2 separate regions of the Homo sapiens genome follow, and region 1 is linked to region 2. The links are chromatin contacts, found by Hi-C or POLR2A ChIA-PET in ENCODE. All regions are on one chromosome and are shown on one strand. Each heading gives the region's core, a stretch centred on a gene start or an enhancer-like site at or near the end of the contact. The rest is flanking DNA. Distances are from core to core; before and after follow the strand shown.

Region 1 (5,235 bases), core at 501-3,000, 40 kb after region 2:
ATTACCTGCAATTTCACTGGAAGACAAGCAGACACTGCAATAATTTTAAGTTAACTAAAAGGAGCAAAGCTCCATTATCTTACATGAGACTTGATACGTCATTTCCTTCAACGTATACATAGTCATCAAACTCAATATTGCTCCCACCCCCTAAAATTCTAATAAAATATAATGTATTGGTCAGAACACATACTCTGGAAAATGCACTTCTGGATTGAGTTTCTGTAATTTCAATGTATGAAGAGGAGAAAACCTTAAAAGATGAAACTCTATGAGGCTAGATAGGAAGGATTATCTTTTCATTAGAAGGCAGGCCATTCTGACTTTCTCTGAATACGTATTCATTATATTAGTAGATTTAAACACATATACATGCAAATTATGAACACATATATGAATATATTATCAATATACTGATTTATATCTTGCTTCATTCCATAAAGGATTTAGATCAAAACAGAATAAAACAGTATGAGTTAGTTTATGAATTGAATGCTTGGTCTATAGAGGAACAATCAAACAAATAACTTTCTAGACTAAACCTTTTAGAAATTGATACCTGGAAAAGGACAGTCTAATGAAAGAATTTAGGGTCCTAGAAGAAGGAAAAAGATGCCTCCATGTTGAGTGAAAGTGCCACAGTCACCTCATTTTGCCTCTTCACTGGAGTTACCTCTCAGCATCACAAAGACAGTTTAAAACATTTAGATGTCCTACCTTTAAAAATTAAACCCTAAGCACCAAATAAGCAAATCATTAATCACCTTCCACAATCATTAATCCCAAATCTTCCTCTGGTGTCCTCAGAGGGGCCCTCCATGGCAGCATTCCACAGCCTCTCCTAGCCAGGGCCTTTAGCTTCTATCTTCCACTGTCCTTTTAGCCATGTGAATCCATCATTAAAAGGATGCAAAGGTATTTAAATAAAATGCCCTCCTAAATTGTTTAGCTATGAAATTCAATTGCATTCAACATAGCCTTGATGTTTCTGGCATGAAATTATAGTATTTTTACAAATAAGATTATAAAAAGTTGTTATATATCTTTTAAGTCAGGCAAAAAGCTGAACATGTTAGTCACACTGTGTTAGGTCATTCATGTTAGACCCTGGCATGTGATTCCAGGTCATAATGCTTCTAAAGGTCCTCTTAACTGCTGCTACATGAAATTTAAATTCCTAGAAAGCTGACTTGCATTTCCCTTCTTTCAACCATGCCATACTTGTTCCTGAATGCCAGGCTATCTCTCCATTCTAACAACTAGCCAGAAGGAAAAATAAGAAGAGCTATATAGTACTTATCTATCCAGTGAGGCAAACCCTTATCTTTGTTTGGCTTGGCAGTAAAAAGACTGAAAAGTGTAATGGAAAGAAGCCTTCGCAATAAAATCCTCCAGCTAATATTTCTAATGTAGCTTCAAAGAAGAAACACACATTCTTCATACCACTCTTTTAGCACGGAAGGGGTAGTGTTCTATTAAACCAAGTAATAGGACCACTTATTAACTTTAACTCATAACTGATAAAGAGTGAATTTGTAATACTATTGCTCAATAATCAACACACCAGCCCTAGGGCAGGTGGATGAGAGTACAAGTAGGAACTCTGTGCACAGGCTTCTATTTCAATTACTACTTCTGGTAAAATTTGAAGACTACCCTAGACCTCCTGTGTCTCAGCTTTTTCTCATTCTTGCTTCTCAAAAAGCAGGACAGAAAGAGGACCAGCACATGCCAAGTCCCGCCTCTCCAAAGGGTACAGAGCCTTTCTAGAGATGAGCTAGGGCTCGTGAAACCAAAGCACATATGTCTTTTACAATGTTTATTATTCCTTAGCACTGGCCTGTTGCCAACTTCTGATCGGTCCCTTCACGAAGAAAAGGCTCTAAATGTGAGAATGAGGATAGGGGGAGTCTTTGGAGATGAAAAGAGCAATTTGGCGAGACCTTTATTCTAAGCACGATAATTCACGAGCCTGAAATCTCACCCTATAGGGGCTCTTACAGTAGGACAAAGGGAAAGAGGGTTTTCTGTCAACAAACCCCTACAATCTCTTACTGCAGTACTGGAAGGGGAGGCTATAAATAAGAGGAAAACAACAACCATTGAGAAAGTCAAGAACCAAGCACAAAATTAATTAGGTCACCTGGAAAAAAACCACCACCTTCTTCCTTTGAGTCCAACATCATATTAATGAATCCCTGCAAGGGGCCCAGGAAGAGTAGGAGTTATACAGAGCATTAACATTCTACATTGGCTTAGTTTGGCCACAACAACAACAACAGATTGGTACGACATGCAGTGAAGCAGATGAAGGGTTACCTAACTCCAGGCACAAAAGAAAACCAACAGGACTCTCAACTTCTCCATACAGCTTTCAAACATATGTATTACAGATCTAGAGGAGCATGAATAAGCAAATTTGCATTCTTTCCAAAACTTCAGAGTTGAATAGCTTATTTCTTTCCAGTCAAAAGTATAGGTGAGGCTAATGCAATAAAAATAAAAAGTGCTTATAATTGCAGGCATTCAAAGAGTACATGGATCCTATGTATTACAACATAAACAAATGGGCTTAAACAGCAGAACTTAGGTAGAACAAAAACTGTTGCTTTGTAGCAAGGTACACTTGATAGAAAGGAGACTGGTAATTTCCCCTCCCAAGCAAATCTTAAGAGGTATAAAATGAACTCTGAAGAAAAGCCTAAGGCATAGAAGAAAAATAATTGACAAATGCCTACTACGTGCCAGGAACTGTTTCCAGGATCTTTTAATCTCAAGATTAAAGACTATTGATGTAAATTTGTCTGTAAGAATAATGAGGACCTTATTGCTGATGCCTGACCCTCACCAACAGAACAAGCAAGGCAATGGCACCAAGGCTCCCCCTGACTAGGAAACTCTGGTGATGCAGTTGGAAGTGGGCCACCGAGGTTTGCAGGCATGTCACCCAAGCATTCTAGAGACTGGGGATAGTAGCTCTGGTCAGCAAAAAAGGTAGATACGCCACAGCATCGACTCTGGATGGATCTGGTGTTGTTAGAAAATAAGCACCTGCCTAGAGTGGGAGAGGATGCCTCCCATCCTTCTCTGCAATGGATTTTTTAGCTGAAAGCCGAAAACTCTGTAACAAACCAGCAGGTGATTTTGGTGGTACCTTAAGCTCTCAGGGAGCTTTCATTTGAGACATTGTCATAAAAGCAGCTGGAAAGCCCTCCGAAACCTATATTTAGGTATCTATTATTCATCCAGAGTCCAGCCAGAACATTTACCTGAAAGATATACTTTCAAAATCAGACAAACTGCATTTCCAAAACAACCCATGTTAGCAGACACTAAGCCTTAACATGTGCCTTTATTATGCATTCACAAAGTTTCTGCTATGAAAGTCAGAATCCAGCTGACCCTAAAGGTATGGCAAAAACAAGCAATTTTAAAATAATGACCTTTTGCTCTTATAAATACCCTCAGCAATGAGTTCCTACACACATTTAGTCATAAACTCCAGCAAGAAATGGCACATGATATCACATGTCCAGGGACCTGAATGCATTGCATTGAACCTTAATAGATGACCAAATATCAAGGCACTAAGCAAGTTCTATGAGAGCCTGAGCACTTCCTGATTCATATGTTAGAATTCTACTAGAATTCTACTGGTTCATTCTGGTAGAAATATTTCTTGAATAGCTAAAATATCCTTAACTGTGAGGCACCAACACATTTTAGCATTATTTTAAAATTGAGTCAACATTCTAAGTTTCCCTTAACCTTCTTTTAGAAATTCAGACAAATTGATATATCAGAAATTCATGTGTGCCCTTCCCCAGGGAATTTTCAAATAAAAATAGCAAAACAACAAAAAACAAACCCTAAGCCTCATCTTTAAAAAAATTTATTAAATTGTTGCCATTCTCAAAGTTTTTTTCTTCCTCCATGAAATATTAGCAATTTAAATGTTCTCAAGTCCTCATGCTTGACTTATTTGGGGATGCTTCATATTAACAAAGTATTTTTATTGCATAACCATTACTTTCTCAGACAATATTCGGTTTTGCACAGTTTACTTTTCATTCTCACTTGATACCAATACTCTAGTTCAAGACAAATCCTCATCTGGTACCTGTCACGGAATTTGATAATTCTGAGTTTTACAAACTGAAGGGAATATTGATTACTCACCATATCCAGGAATGCCTTCTAAAGGGAAAATTATTCACGTGCATCATGTTCGCAGATCTTCTGTCATTAATATTTTTCTTGTCTCCTACGTTACATGTAGTGATTTTTACAGATGAATTCCAACTCTCTTGTTTGAGCAGCTATCGTGGGCAATTATTGCAACAAGTATTGAATCCCAAAAAAAAAAAAAAAATCTCCCCCCACCAATAAAAACAAATAGCAATTACAAAAGGCCTTCCAGGATTTGAAAAAAGAAACATCACAGAGCACTGCAGGTATGGGTCCATCCATTTAGGTTCCACTAGTTAGTCAACATACTAAAATAACCAGTTCAACTAATAATCCTAAATGGTGGCAAATATTGTCCTGGTAAAATCTAACCGCCTTGAGTGTAAATTAATGCATCCTTAAGGAAGGACTCTGGAATGTGGGAAGAAAGGAGTCAAAAGACAGTTTCTTGATATCCTTGTTAAAGAAGTGTTAGAAGGGAAATGGAAAACTTCAGGTTGCTTTGCCATGCTGTCCTTTAGAAATGAATATTGCTTTTTCTTCTTTCTTAGGCACATATTCATGTATGGTCACTTTAACGCAGTGCTACCGTCTGAGACGTGTCGGACAAAGGCCTGGGCAGAGGGGCTAGAAACCATGTATCACCAAAGCCAACTTCTTTCCCAGATTTCAGAATTGCTGGTTCAACTGCAAAAGTAGGAAGGCAATGAGTAATTTCTGCTCTGCAGGACAAGATTACCATTAACTACCATCATGACTTCAGAAGATGCTGTCACGATGAAATTCATTTCTGCTGCCTAACCCCATAATAAGGCTGGCTGTTCTCTTTAAGTAAAATGACTAAGCTATTGATCTTTTCACTGCAGAATCCCCTTTATTTTGTTATTATCAAAACCATGTGGGAGCTTTTCATATTTTGCCTTGGAAAGAAAATGAATTTCACAGCTGCAAGTCAGACGTTGTCTAAGAATTCTTCCCCCGATGTCTTTCTTTTCTTTTTTTTCCTCTCTCAATCTCTTTTGTTTTTCACCCCAAATTCAGTTTTCC
Region 2 (5,149 bases), core at 522-3,021:
GGGGTGACTGCTGGCTTCTGCATGATCTACTCTTCTTCTCAGGCTGCCCATTCCCTGAGATCTACTTCATGGACACTAGATCCTGTGCCTGATGTTCAAATTAGGATGGCCTCATACCACAATGTTTTGTTGCCCCTTCTAGCTTTGGATCTCCTGTAACCCCAAATAGCCTAATCTATGCCGGGCCCTCTTATGCCCTTTTGATACTATTTCTCAAATGACTCACAAGACCAGCCTCTAAGGTCAAGCTAGTTCTCCCAGGTCTCTTCTAGTATCCTAGTGCTATTTTTTTCTCTGCCAAGTTCTGATTTCTTTTCCAGTCCCTGTTGCTAAAATCCTACTGAATCCCTCACAGCCACCCAAATCCTGGCAAGGTATGATTTTACCATCTTAAGTTCATTTTCAGGGCTGAGCGTATAATAATGACTGGTCATGCAGCACCCAGTGATCACACTGTACAGAGAGTACAGACATTGGGATGGAGGAAGGGCAAAAAGAGGCCCTTGATACTGAAACATATTTTCAGAGAGTAATATAATTGGTGAATTCTCATATGCTGTGAGGATCAAATTGATGAACCATTTTAGCACTCCCACAAGAATTCTGCTCCCTCATTTCTGCACAGAATTTCATCTTATGAAAAAGTTCCACAATTGTTAACATACTATAGCATCTCTTCATGCCAAGTAGTTTTGTATTTTAAGAATTACAAAATGCACTCATCAAATAATTTTGGCACATAATATATATTTCTAAATTCCAGAACAAATCTCTCTCTTGAAATTCTATTTAAAATACAACCTGGGCTTGTACACCATCCAGTATGATAGAAAAACATATAATCAATTCATAGAAGACCAACACCTGCCCTACAGGTGCTAGAATTTGACATCTTGTTGAAATTAGATTGAAATTTAGTATACAGTATGTAAGAAAAAAGGCAGACTACAATATTTCCTGCTAGTGGACATCATTCAGGCCTCAGAGATGAAATGTGCAAAACTCTTCTAGAAATACTAATCAACTGAAACAAGCCGCCTCCAAAACAGTAATGTGGTCAGTCTGCATGCTGCCAGGTAATTTACAATCCATGACAAGCAGAGCCAAGTGAAAGTTATTTACATTTATTCTACTGGTAGAATAGAAGAGATGAGAGTGAAAAGGATCTGCTGAATCAGATCATGTTTGACTGAGGAGTGACAGGGAAGTTTTCTTCAATTAATAGCCAGCTGCATAATTTGAGCTAATGCCAGCTGGACTTTCATCATGAAACGACACAGAAATAAATTATTCTGTACTCAGGTGCTGGCATAGTGAAGTGAATTAATCCACTTAAATCTGGAGGAGGGAGAGAGAAAGTAGATTACACTATCTGAATTTTTTGAGCCTGTTTTAGCCACACTTTAAGGATACTGAGGTTCATGATAATTATTAAAATGTCCAAGTGGATCCATTTAGACTCAAATACTTGCTTGAATGAACAAATTCTTAGAAGGGAGGAACCAGAGTAGAAATGGCTTTATCAAGGTCATGGTGGTTTCTTTCACCAATTAGTGAAATTCATATTCAACTCAGAAGGTCAGGGGGAAGTGGGCAAAAAGAGTCTTATTAAGAACAACTTTATAGGGGAATTCTTGAGGGGGTAAAAAGGTGACTACAAAGATATAAAGGAATCCAGGACAGGTTTAGAGAGGTCAACTGCCTGCTGGTTCATTCAGAAAAGATTAACAGACCCAGCTGCTGGGACTTTTCTGGCTAGGCATCCTTCCCAGTGGTCACAAGTCAATGTGTCTCCTGGCTGCTTGGCTATGTTCCCATCCGTCTGGATGGAAGAGCGCCCACCCCTACACGCCAGAACTTTTCCTTAGGGGAAAGTTACTGAGGTTCCACGTCAGGCAAACTTTGCTCACCCATCACTTCAAGTAAACAACTCTTCTATGGAGATTTCTTAGAGAAAAAATGCACTTGAAAGCATCTAACCAAAGCAATGAAGGTGGAAAAAACAAGTTATGTGGGAATCTGAGTATAGAATATACAGACATAAAATAAGCTCTCCAAATGAGGAAGCAGTCACAGCTTGACCTCTGAATTGTTTGCTGTTTGTTCCTTCAATATTCAAACTGTAGCCCTGGAAATACAAACACAAACTTCTAAACACTCACAGGCCTGTGGCAACAAAATGCTACATGCCAGCTTCACAACTGGGGCATGCAGACCATAAATCCTGTAGTGGCAGGAGGGGAGGTGTGGAAATAGACTGTCATCATTCTGCAGCAAGGAAAACTAGGTACAAGGAAAAGGCAACTGGCAACACATTCCTGGATTCTCTCATTCATTGAAGAAGGAACTCAGGGATTGAATTACCCAATTGACGCTAGTTCTACCCATGCCAGAGGGCAAAAGTTCCAAGACTGCCACAGGCCATGGTTGCTTGGAATTTAGGCAGAGGTGCTTGGTCCTTAGAGTGTAGCAGAGAGAAGTTCTGGAAAAGGAGCTCCTCATCGAGTCTGGTAATGAGCACTTCTATTCTGACATGGATTTCAGAGGACTCAGGGGACAACGTGCCCAGAATTTAACCCTTTTAATCAGTCAGCATGAGAGATAAATCTAATTTAGCTATATGAGACTGATGAGAAACAGTCTTTGCCGTCTATAACACAAAAGGAAAAGGACAAAATAAGAAGCCCATTACTTTTAGTTAACATTCAGAGCAACAAATAAATTCCTACAATCACATAGCACCTGGTTCCATCAATGGTTGGTTAGTCTGGGAGATTCTAAGCTATTAGCTGGAAGCTCTCTCCACAGTGAGTAGTGGGGAGAAGGGGAGAAGCGAGCTGTTAGCTGAATTAGCAAGTGTTTTTACAAATGTCATATGTAGTGTCAATGTGTGTCCTAAATGTAACACCCTGCCAATTCATCAATTTATAGACAGAACATAGGCACAATTTCTAGATATGAGATTGCATGACAGTGTTTCTCAAGGATTAGTTTATTTCTTTCAACACACCCTTTTTGATACGAACTGCTTTATTTTCTAGCACTCACTACATCTCACTCAAATGTGTGGATGGCAACAGAAAATTTTGATCATTACTCAGAGTACTGATTTTATACATTATCATCTTTAACCTTACAGTCTTCTGAGGTTAAAATCCAATTACATAAAAAGCAAAAGAACCTCAGAGGTAAAGAGACCAGCCAAAATATAACTATGCCCTAGTTTTACCCCTGTATTTTTATTATTTTGTGGGGTAACTTTTATTTGCCAGTCTTCCTTAAAATTGTAACTTCTTTGAAGATGGGAACTCCATATTATTCATCTTTTCATCTTCAGTGCCTAGAACAGTGCCTGGAACCTGGTAGGCAGTCAGAAATGTGAGAAGTAGATGCAGGCCATGCAGCCAGTCAGCAACAGTGCTGGGTTTTCAATGCAGAAATGTCTGATTCCAAGACCACTCACGTAAAAAAAAAAATGTTGCAGTTTATCAGTGATGTTTGGCAAAAGAATGGATGTTGATATTAGTTTACCCAGTTTCATTCTAGGTAGTTCACAACCAGGAGCTTCTCAAGAAATACTTGTTTACAGAATTCATGAATCCAAATTAGCTCTGTTTCCCAAAACCATAGATAACTGGAAACTAAAAATTGGATAAAAGTCAGCTTCAACAGAAGAAAAAAGAGTTTGTATTAAATATGAATGAGCATTTACTTTGTTAAATGATATGTGGGCTTTTCACCTAGATTACAGGAAAATTACTCTAGCATCAATTTTTACTTTGAACTTTGAAGAACTTTGAAGAGCTATATTGAGTAAAACCCAAAGTGCTCTCCGCATGAAAAATTCTAGTTTGCCCCTACTGTAAAAATTCACAATATAAATATAATCATGAGGGTATTTTCTTTCATAGCATCAGTCATTTAAAAATACAAATCTTTGAAGAAAAAAAAATTGTTGACGAAGTAAAATAGCATTAAATCCTGTAAAAAGATTACAGGCACAAAACCTGAGGATTTTACTTGTAAAGTTTTGTTGATGGAGTCAAATACTCACTTGCATTAACTCTCTTTCCAAACCCTGAGTCCACCCCTTCGTATTCCACTTGTAATAACTAATGTTAATAGCAAAAATATATTTATACTGGAATGAACAATAAGCATACAACAGTTGTTTGGTTTACCAAATTCCCTTTCATTCACAGCTTAAAATGTAACCAATTTAGCTATGACAATGCCAGCTTAGTTTATCCAATAGCACAGTAAGCACTATTCCTAGAGCTCATAATTTTAGGAGCTCATAGAAATGTTAAATCTCTTTTAAAATCTGAAAAAATGAGTACAAAACAGTTTAGATTATATTTATCTTTACATAAATGCAGCTACAAAATATAATTTTGTATTTTTTATGAGGAGGGGACCCACAAAGCCAAAAGTGCGTTGCGCTCATCAAAATCATAGTGAGCTAGGGTATTTTTAATCTTTATAAAATTGCTATGGCATTATTCGTTGCTGGAATGCCAGGAGCATGTTAATATTATGTGCCTTTTATTTCTTCTCACCCACTAAAAAAATCTAATCTCACGAAAAATATGGAAAAGTCTTATGAATTGGATTGGATATGAACAGGATGGATATATGACAGATGTATACAGATATATGATGGGTATGAATAGGATGAATGGATATAAATCACAAATCCAATTTAACTGGGCAATGAAAGAAAAAAAATTCCTAAGAAAGCCTTCCTTTCCCCTATCTCACATCTTTTACCTAGAAAGCAACAATTTAGAAATGATTACAACTTCAGAGAACTGAAGGAAAAGACGAACTACCAGAATATTGTGGCTTCATAAAAACACCAATTTAGAAATGCTTACCCACAAAGCTTCTTTTTCCCCTTAACACTGGATTTGCTAATTGAATTGAGCAAATCCTGAATCCAGCTGGATATCTCAGTATGTAGTAACACCAAATTACTGAGTTAGTACTGAATTAATAATCTGAACTGGGTGAGTATACTCACTAACTTTACTCAGTTACTAAAAGGCTAGTATCAAAGCTAACGTCAGAAATGCCCTTCTCATACAGTACAGCATAACCAACAACAGTAGTTCTTGTGGGCATTATGCTTTCATGCCAACCAAGCCAC

The links. Hi-C counts contacts between places; a loop is a spot of excess contacts on that map. ChIA-PET counts read pairs that join two places held with the same protein, here RNA polymerase II (POLR2A). Pooled maps may share reads with other maps.
Region 1: a loop to region 2 is called in a map of gastrocnemius medialis, with 4 times the contacts of the local background. The contact joins two enhancer-like sites. A Hi-C loop is called at or near these places in 9 of 168 maps with a recorded cell type or tissue (IMR-90, PC-3, colonic mucosa and 5 more), 1 of 37 single-sample maps with no recorded cell type and 5 of 50 pooled maps. POLR2A ChIA-PET finds 5 or more read pairs at or near these places in 6 of 52 experiments (A549, HEK293, MCF 10A and 3 more).

What each region holds. Positions count from the first base shown.
Region 1 is chr5:59,582,150-59,587,384 of GRCh38, forward strand. The region is part of intron 1 of PDE4D (phosphodiesterase 4D); the gene reads right to left. Among named protein-coding and RNA genes, the nearest start is that of MIR582, 120 kb to the right of the region's middle. Within about 2 kb of position 1,751, at least 4 of the 41 ENCODE cell types and tissues checked have a DNase peak (open chromatin) inside an H3K27ac peak, as active enhancers do; they include dorsolateral prefrontal cortex and gastrocnemius medialis, where a contact is called at or near this core.
Region 2 is chr5:59,541,885-59,547,033 of GRCh38, forward strand. All of the region lies in intron 1 of PDE4D (phosphodiesterase 4D), which reads right to left. Among named protein-coding and RNA genes, the nearest start is that of MIR582, 160 kb to the right of the region's middle. Within about 2 kb of position 1,772, at least 16 of the 41 ENCODE cell types and tissues checked have a DNase peak (open chromatin) inside an H3K27ac peak, as active enhancers do; they include dorsolateral prefrontal cortex and gastrocnemius medialis, where a contact is called at or near this core.